Regions from separate parts of the Homo sapiens genome. Here region 2 is linked to region 1. Evidence: chromatin loops called from intact Hi-C (ENCODE). Cell type or tissue: GM12878. All regions are shown on one strand. Each heading gives the region's core, and the rest is flanking DNA. Links, peaks and the distances in the headings are about the cores only.

Region 1 (4,520 bases), core at 294-4,293:
TTTTGTTTGTTTTTTTTTTTTGAGACAGAGTCTTACTCTGTCGCCCAGACTGGAGTGCAGTGGTACAATCTCGTCTGACTACAGCATCCGCCTCCCAGGTTCAAGTGATTCTCGTGTCTCAGCCTCCCAAGTAGCTGGGATTACAGGCATGTGCCACCACACCCAGCTAATTTTTGTATATTTAGTAGAGACAGGGGTTCATCATATTGGTCGGGCTGGTCTCGAACCCCCGATCTCAGGTGATCCCCCTTGGCTCTTGGCTGGCTGCAATTCCTTACTGGCCAGAGGTCTTTGTTTCTTACCTGCATCTCTTCATAGGCTGCCTTGAATGTCCTCATGACCCCATGACATGGGGATTGGCTTCCCCCAAAGTTAGTGATCCAGGGGAGAGAGAATCCTCAAGATGGAAGTCGTCGTGTTTTAAAACTTAATCTTGAGAGTGACATACCATCACCTCTGCCATATGCAACTGGTCACAGAAACCAAGGCTGGTACAATGTGGGAAGGGATCACACCTTACAGGGTGTAACAGCAGGAGGTGGAGAACATTGGGTGCCATCTTAGAGGCTGGTCCCACAGTCAGGGAGAAAGACAGTAATCAAACATCACACTAACACATATGTCATTGCAAACTGAGCTATGTGCTCTCAAAATACAGCCCATGGTCCTGTGAGAGCATAAAACAAGGGGTCCAACTTAGACGTAGGTGGAAACCAGAGATGAAATTTTGACATCGCCTCTAAGGGATGAGTTGATGAGAGCGGAGGAAAGGAAAAAGGGCATCCTAGGCCATTGGTTCACAACCTTGGTTGCTCATTGGAGTCATCTGGGGAAATTTAAAGAGTACTGTTGGCCAGGCATGGTGGCTCACGCCTGTAATCCCAGCACTTTGGGAGGCTGAGGTGGGTGAATCACCTGAGGTCAGGAGTTCAAGACCAGCCTGGCCAAGATGCTGAAACCCCGTCTCTACTAAAAATACAAAAACTAGCTGGGTATGGTGGCACATGCCTGTAATCCCAGCTACTTGGGAGGCTGAGGCAGGAGAATCACTTGAACCCGGGAGGCGGAGGTTGCGGTGAGTCGAGATTGCACCATTGCACTCCAGCCTGGGCAACAAGAGCGAAACTCCATTTCAAAAAAAAAAAAAATACTGTTGCCCACACTGCCCCTCCAAAGACTCTGATCCAAATGGTCTGGGGTAAAGCCTGGGCATTAGGATTTTTTTAAGCTCCCAAGGCGATTCCAATATGCAACCATGTTAGAAAACAGCTGTTCTAGGATAGGGGACCACCGGCAGAAATGTCTGTTACCAGAGGGAGACTAACATGCTTGAGGAACTGAGGGCCAGGAGGGCTGGAGGGTAGAGAGTGCAGGAGAGTGACGTAGAGTGGGGACGAGAGGTGGGCAGATGGTGGACCTGATGATTCGCCTCAGAGGACATGTTAGGGAGGCTGGGCTTGGAGGGTACAAGGACGATGGGGGAGTGACATGATCCAATGGGCATTTCCAAAAGATGCCTCTAGCTCAGGTTCATGAACAGATTGGAGGGGAGCCCAAGGGTGGGGGTACCATTCTGGAGTGATAGAACCTTGGTCCCAATGGTGACAGGTGATGAGGACTTGGACTAAGGCAGTGACAGCAGGTGACAGCAATATGGTGGGCAGAGTCAAGAGTTCTATGTTGGCTGGGTGCAGTGGTTTATGCCTGTAATCCCAGCACTTTGGGAGGCTGCGGCGGACAGATCACAAGGTCAGGAGTTCGAACCAGCCTGGCCAACGTGGTGAAACCCCGTCTCTACTAAAAATACAAAAATTAGCCAGGAGTGGTGGCACGCACCTGTAGTCCCCAGCTATTGGGGAGGCTAAGGCAGAAGAATTAGTTGAACCTGGGAGGCGGAGGTTGCAGTGAGCCAAGATCATGCCACTGCACTCCAGCCTGGGGGACAGAGTGAGACTCTGTCTCAAAAAAAAAAAAAAAAAAAAAAAAAATTCAATGTTACCAATTCTTATGATCCAATCAAAACCTTTGATTTGACAGATGGGAAAGTGAGGTCAGAGAGATGACAGGGCTCATTCTAGATAATTCCATAATAGGATAAAGCAGAAGGAAAGAGAAACCAACTTGGCCCTAACAACCTGTGGTTTAAATGATAAACAAGACCAGAGGAGAAGAGAAAAGGAAATGAGGATGAGAGCATCAAGCAAAGATAAAAGAAGACACATCCAACGCACACACATACACACATGCTCGCATGCTCACAAATGAGAAGACCAAAAGGTCAGTGGCAAGTTGAAAAATAGATGGTGTAATTATAAAGCTGTCTGAAATGCCAGCCAGGGTCAGCCCTGTGACCCGTCCTTCCGTGCCTGGCAGGGACACTGGGGGAGGGCTGGGGAAAGCTGCCAACCTGCTTGACATTCAGCTTCTATGGCGGTGGGTGGAGGGAGCGTTCCATGCCATGCCTTGCCTCTGTTCTCCATGGCAGAATCTGGGACTTTCTCTCCAAGATAGCCGAAGCCTGTTGACAGCCTGTCCCAACTCTGTAGTCACGTGGAGAAAGGTTATTTCCAGCACCCCACTTTTAGCCACACATTAAACAGATGGGGTCCTTCCTTTTCCGTTGGTAATGATCCCCTGCCTCTAAAGAGGTGACTTTTTAGTGTCTTTCTTGAGAAAAGGAAATGGTGACTCACATCTCACCAGCCTGAAATAATTAGCTTCAGGCAAATGCATGTAGATATGGGTAAATACTTTAAAGTGAAGCCTTCTAATCAGTAGTCTCTACGTTTATCAGGAAACAAGCAGATGGTGTGAGGTTTTCTAAAAAACACAGAAATCAGAAACAAATAGTTCCATGACATCCTGGGTTAGACAGATCATTAATTGGGTACTAAATTCTACCGAAGGCTTAGGGAAGAATATATCATTCTGAAATGTTAGAGCTAGAAGGACCCTCTAAGAAAACGTAGTCTAGGGATGGCCAATAAATGACACTCTCACCATCACATTCCCCCTCATACCCACACCAGGCATTAATAATCTGTCACAGAACTACTGACCGCTGAGTCCTCCTAAAGACAGTATTCCAGGCATGCATTATCAATCACGGTTATCACCCAAGATCTGCATTGTCTTTATATAGTAAAATAAAATTTTAAAATTCAGTGCCTCAGTTACACTAGCCACCTTTCAAGTACTCAATAGCCACATGTGGCTATTGGATAGCACAGAATAGAACATTTCAATCATTGCAGAAAGTCCAGCTGGACAGCCCTAGAACCATATTTCCCAAATGGCAGTCATGTTTAATATATCATCTTCACACTTTTTGCCACATTGACTTGTTTTATTTATTTATTTATTTATTTATTTATTTATTTATTTTTATTTTTGAGACAGAGTCTCGCTCTGTTGCCAGGCTGGAGTGCAGTGGTGCAATCTCAGGTCACTACAACCTCCACCTCTCAGGCTCAAGAGATTCTCGTGCCCCACCCTCCCGAGTAGCTGGGATTACAGGCACGCGCCACCACACCCAGCTAATTTTTGTATTTTTAGTAGAGACGGGCTTTCACCATGTTGGCCAGGATGGTCTCAGATTCCTGACCTCAAGTGATCCGCCTGCCTTGGCCTCCCAAAATGCTGGGATTACAGGTGTGAGCCACCGCACCCGGCCACACATTGACTCTTTTTTACAAAAAAATTATCTAATAAGTAAATGTTTAAAATTATCAAAGGAAATGGAAAGCTAGTTTACTTTTTTGTTGTTGTTTTTTTTTTGAGACCGAATCTCACTCTATCACCCAGGCTGGAGTGCAGTGACACGATCTTGGCTCACTACAACATCTGCCTCCTGGGTTCAAGTAATTCTCATGCCTCAGCTTTCTAAGAAGCTGGGATTACAGGTGTGTGCCACCACACCTGGCTAATTTTTGTATTTTTAGTAGAGATGGGGTTTCATCATGTTGCCCAGGTTGGTCTCAAAGTCCTGACCTCAATGATCCACCCACCTCGGCCTCCCAAAGTGCTGGGATTACAGGCATGAGCCACCACCCCCAGCTAAGCCTTTCTTATTGATTTTAAAGTACCATGAGTTGCACACTCTCATGATTAGCACGGATTGGAACAACCATGAGAGGAAGAGGAGTTTGCTCAAGGTCAATAAACAAGAATGGTGAGAGGAAGGGGGATGGCATGTACACACACACAAACACACATACACACACACACATGCTCGCAGAGGCATTGCAAACAATGGCTATCGGGTCGGTTCAGGTCTAGACTTCTCCAAATTAGATAATGTCTGAGCCTCAGTTCCTTCATCTGTAAAATGGGGAAGGGTGGAACAATCTTGAAGGATCCCTGGAAGTCAGATTTCTCAACCTCAGCAATGTCAACACTTTGGGCTGTATCATTCCTTGCTCTAGGGGCTGTCCCATGAGCTGTAGGATCTTACCCTGGCCTCTATTCACTGGATGCCAGTAGCACTACCCCTCCCCTGGTTGTGACAACCAAAAATGTTT
Region 2 (4,250 bases), core at 251-4,250, 99 kb after region 1:
GGTAAGATTTGGCCTGTGGGCCATCATTTTCTGATCTCTGTTCTAGTCTGAACCATCTTTGGCTGTTTCACCACAGTCATGCGGCCAAGGAGGCAAGGCCTGGCCACACAGGGCACAGAAGCCATGATGGGCCTTGTCTGCAAGTAGAAATCACCTGCTAATCACCAACAGGTCTCAAAGTAAATGCTGGAACACACTTTGTAGGGTGACTCTCCTGGCCCCAAGCAGCATCTGCGACATCAAGATGCCGGGCCTTGGGACTGCCTCAAGCTGGTTTCGGCAGCTATGCTCTTTACAGAGCGTGTGGAGGGCAAGGACTCTGGAGTAGAAAAAGGTGCAGGTCTTAGGGCTGGGGTCCCAGGGTGGAAGCCCACTCCATGCCTTACTGGCTATTTGAGATAGAGGATGAAAAATGGCATGAACATCTTTGTATGTGTGAGGATCTTCCTGTTGCCCACGCTGGAGTTCAATGGTGCAATCTTAGGTCACTGCAACCTCCACCTCCCAGGTTCAAGAGATTCTCCTGCCTCAGCCTTCTGAGTAGCTGGGACTACAGGTGCACACCACCACCCATGGCTAATTTTTGTATTTTTGGTAGACATGGGGTTTTGTCATATTGACCAGGCTGGTTTCCAACTTCTGACCCTGAGTGATCTACCACCTCAGCCTCCCAAAGTGCTGGGATTACAGGGATGAGCCACCATGGCTGGCAGACACAAGCATCGTGAGGGGTGCCTAGCCCCTGCAGACACTCCATGAACAGCAAATGTGATAACTGCTAAATCAAAACTACCCCAGAATTTTCCATCTGCTATGTCCCCAAGAAATGACACTGTAACAGGGAGCCGAACACTATGATGCCTGCCCAGCTGCAAGAGTGGACTCACCTAAGATACTCCACAAGCTTTTTATGCTGTTACAACGGACCCAAAGCACGGGAGAGCAGGGGCCTCACTTGTGCTGTTGCTTGAGAGTTCCCTAAATGCCAGGCCATAGCAGGTACTGAAGAATACCTACAGCCCGAGTGAGTGCTGCTATGTGTAGGGTTCAGGCCAAGGGCCCTGGCTGCAGAGCAGAGGAACTGAGAGCTAGACAGGGCTGGGCCTGCCATAGGAAAACAACAGCCCAGCTATGACCCAGCACTGTGGTGGCTGGGGGATGAGAGATGAGCTCAGCACAGAAAACACCTTGGAGCCCTGGATGTACCCCTCCTACACCAGTACAATGCCCTGCAGTGCTCTGGGCTTTAAACTTCACTTCTTGCTGAGTTGACACCAAATGAGGCCCCTGAAGAGCCTCTTCTGCTGTGGGGCTTGGACAGAGTACCCGGGCCTGGAGTGGGACTTACAGGGAAGCCAGCATCATAGAAAATCCCTAGAGGGAATTCCCAGAAGGCTGCACCCTCAAAGCATCTGGTCCAGACAAGACAACCCTGACTAGTCATCCTGAAAGCCCGGTGCTGTCCAAAAGACACAGATGCCATGGTACAGGGATGTGGCACAGTGGGGAGCCAGAGGTAGGTTACAAAGGAGACCTTAGAAGGTGTGGGACTCCCTTCCATGTGGGTGCAGAGTGCCCACTGTCATTCCCCATGGAGGCACCAAGCCAGGAGAGTAGGGCTCCAGGGACAGTAGCTTCCAGCCTTCCCAGTCAGGTCCACATCTGGTGAGCCAGAAGGAAGGAAATGTAACCTAACACTGTGGCAGGATCCAGCGTGGCCTTGTGGGAGGCGCTGTGGGATGAGCAAGAGAGCAAATGTGTGTGGCCAAGATGAAGAATGAACAGGGATAGAAAATTCCTACTTGTCCCAAGAAATAGACCTCAATGTCCCTTAGCAACATCTTTTTATGTCATGCCTGACCGTGTGTGTGCCAGGGGTGGTGCTTGCCTTACCAATATGAGCAGTGCAAAAGTCCAGGATGCCACGTTCACTCGAGACCCCTGTGCCATGCTGTCTCCCAAAAGACTGAGCACCTTGAGGGCAGACTGGGAATTGAGGTATCCCTGAACCCCTAAGAGCAGCTCCTATACAGCCCTAGAACTGCTGCTGAAGGAAGTGGCTCATTTTGCTAAACTCCAGTTTGGAATCTGGGGCTCAGTAAGGCTGTCCCTGCAGAGCATTCTTGAGCCCATTCTGTTCGGTAGCCAGGCAAGTGTGAGCAGCTGCAGCTTCACAGGAGGAGGCTTAGAGGGGCAGTGATGGGTGCCATGCTATGCAGATCCCAGACAGGAACGCGGGGGCCAGGTTTTATTACAGGAGATGGTGCTTGGGGTGGGAATCATATCTCCATCCCATGGGACAGCTTAGTGGTGCTGAGGCTGACTTCGTGGGGGTGTATTTAATCCTCGTGAGGGAGGGGGATGTTAACCACAGCTCAGGACTCTGTTCTTCCAGTTCCTCTTTCTCTCACACCCACATTGAAACCAGCAAGTTCTGGTAGTTCTACTTTGAGAATACCCCTTCCCAGGCTGCCTGAGGCACCATCCCCTCTCCCCGGGGTGCCCACATGGTCCCCTAACTACCTGTTCTATCACCCATAACAAAGCTCTACCCTTTGCTGACTCCACATGGCAGCTAGAGTTCCCTTGGCTGCAAGGCCTCTCTGTTCCTGGGCTACCCTGGCTTCCTTGCTGTTTCTCCCAGGGGCCAACTCTTCAAGGCTGCAGGACCTTTGCACCTGCTGTGTCCACTGCCTGGCTCCCTGCCTCAGGTCTCCACTTCGGGTCAAACTATCCCTGTCATCTTCCTAGACCATAAACAGCACATCCCCAGCAGGCTTCTTTCCCTCTGTGATGACTGTGATGTCATTTCCTGTCTTTTCACTGGAAATCGCCACCTCACATAGGCATGTCTGCCTCACTATTCAATGTCTGTGTCCCCCATGAAAACAGATGCTTTATCTGCTGTTGAACTATCAGGATCTGAAATGGTGCACTGTAAGTACTAATTGGAGGAATGGGTGGATGGAGGGGTGGGGAATTTATTTTCTCTTCATCCCTGCTCTCATCCTCCTAGGGCTTCCAGCTGCACTCCTAGCCCTGGAAAAACCAAACCAGCCTGATCTTACTGGTGACTGTATAATCTTAATCCCTTTATTTTCATATATTTTGAAAGCAATCCTAATTGTCTGTATTTAAAATTTCCTTTGTTGCATGGAAGGTAGCTGTTTAAATGTCTAATTTTCTCCTATCTTCTTAGTTTTCTAGTCAAAATAATAGCTTTAATCACAGTGGGTCTAGATGGATTCAAAAAGGAAGATTTATCCACTCTTCTTGGTAATTGTTTATAATTATCAATAGATCAATCTGGCATTTATGTTCCACCTGTATTATCCTTGGGTGGGGACACAGCCAAACCATGTGTCATCTTGAATTCCCATGTATCATGGGAGGGACCCATTGGGAGATAATTGAATCACAGGGGCGAGTCTTTCCTGTGCTGTTCTTCTGACAGTGAATGTGATGGTTTCATAAGGAAGAGTTTCCTAGCTCACATCGATGGTGCCATGCAAAGAGCTTAAGAAGTGACTTGCTCCTTGCCTTCCACGGTGATTGTGAGGCCTCCCCAGCCACATGGAACTGTGAGTCCATTAAACCTTCTTTCTGTAAATTGCACAGTCTCAGGTATGTCTTTATCAGCACTGTGAAAACGGACTAATACAGTTGTACGAAGGGTCGAAAAGAGGTCAAGTTTACCTCTACAGCAATGAGTACCTCCTACGTCCCTCGTTACTTTACATTCCCTGCACCAGTGCCCATCCCTATGTTACCAGGTGGAGGTTATTAGCTCTGTTTTGTGGATGGGGAGAATACATTGTCCAAAGTCACACAGTGAAGTGAGAGACTGGGGACTCAAACCCAGGACTGCTTCACTCCCATCATGTGTACTCAAGGGTGTGGGTTTTTTTGTTTTCTGTTTTTGGCATCCAGGTGTTCAAACTACAGTGCCCACTGAAGCACACATCCTGCCCTTAGTTGTCAGGATAATACATAAATATTAATAGCCCCGAACACCTAGAATGCTCCAGGTACCCCACCCCAATGCCCACGGCTTAGGCTCACCCTCTCAAGGAGAGGTGATCTGCTCCCCTCCCCCACAGGTCTGGAGAGTCAGTAGGGAGGCCCCTGTATGCCTAGTGGTGAAAGGTACTGTTTAAAAGCTGCCTCTCCATCTCAGGTTAAAATCTGAAGGCTTCATGGTGACCTCGTCTCTGGCCACCCACCTTGCACCAGCCACTCCCCTTAACCTG

The links. A loop is a pair of places that touch in the nucleus more often than their neighbours do. Peaks named below come from ENCODE experiments on the same cell type or tissue, not always from the same donor. Only the 100,000 strongest peaks of a DNase experiment are listed, where the experiment ranks them.
Region 2: it touches region 1 in a loop (2.8-fold over the local background); 2 of 110 quality-filtered maps call a loop at or near these places.

Annotation. Positions count from the first base shown.
Region 1 is chr16:12,644,807-12,649,326 of GRCh38, reverse strand. No RefSeq gene overlaps it. Among named protein-coding and RNA genes, the nearest start is that of SNX29-AS3, 36 kb to the right of the region's middle. In GM12878, for the core only: no CTCF peak of the experiment used is centred there; DNase peaks (open chromatin) are centred at 2,246 and 2,626; H3K27ac peaks cover 285 bases.
Region 2 is chr16:12,545,676-12,549,925 of GRCh38, reverse strand. The region is part of intron 20 of SNX29 (sorting nexin 29); the gene reads right to left. SNX29-AS3 (SNX29 antisense RNA 3) reads left to right here. Exons shown (of 4, transcript XR_007064988.1): 4 at 1-3,613. Among named protein-coding and RNA genes, the nearest start is that of SNX29-AS3, 63 kb to the left of the region's middle. RefSeq lists enhancers at 851-990, 1,101-1,570, 2,227-2,296, 2,577-2,626, 2,717-2,836 and a silencer at 3,791-3,850. In GM12878, for the core only: no CTCF peak of the experiment used is centred there; DNase peaks (open chromatin) are centred at 1,111, 1,382, 2,395 and 3,905; H3K4me3 peaks cover 1,744 bases; H3K27ac peaks cover 3,614 bases.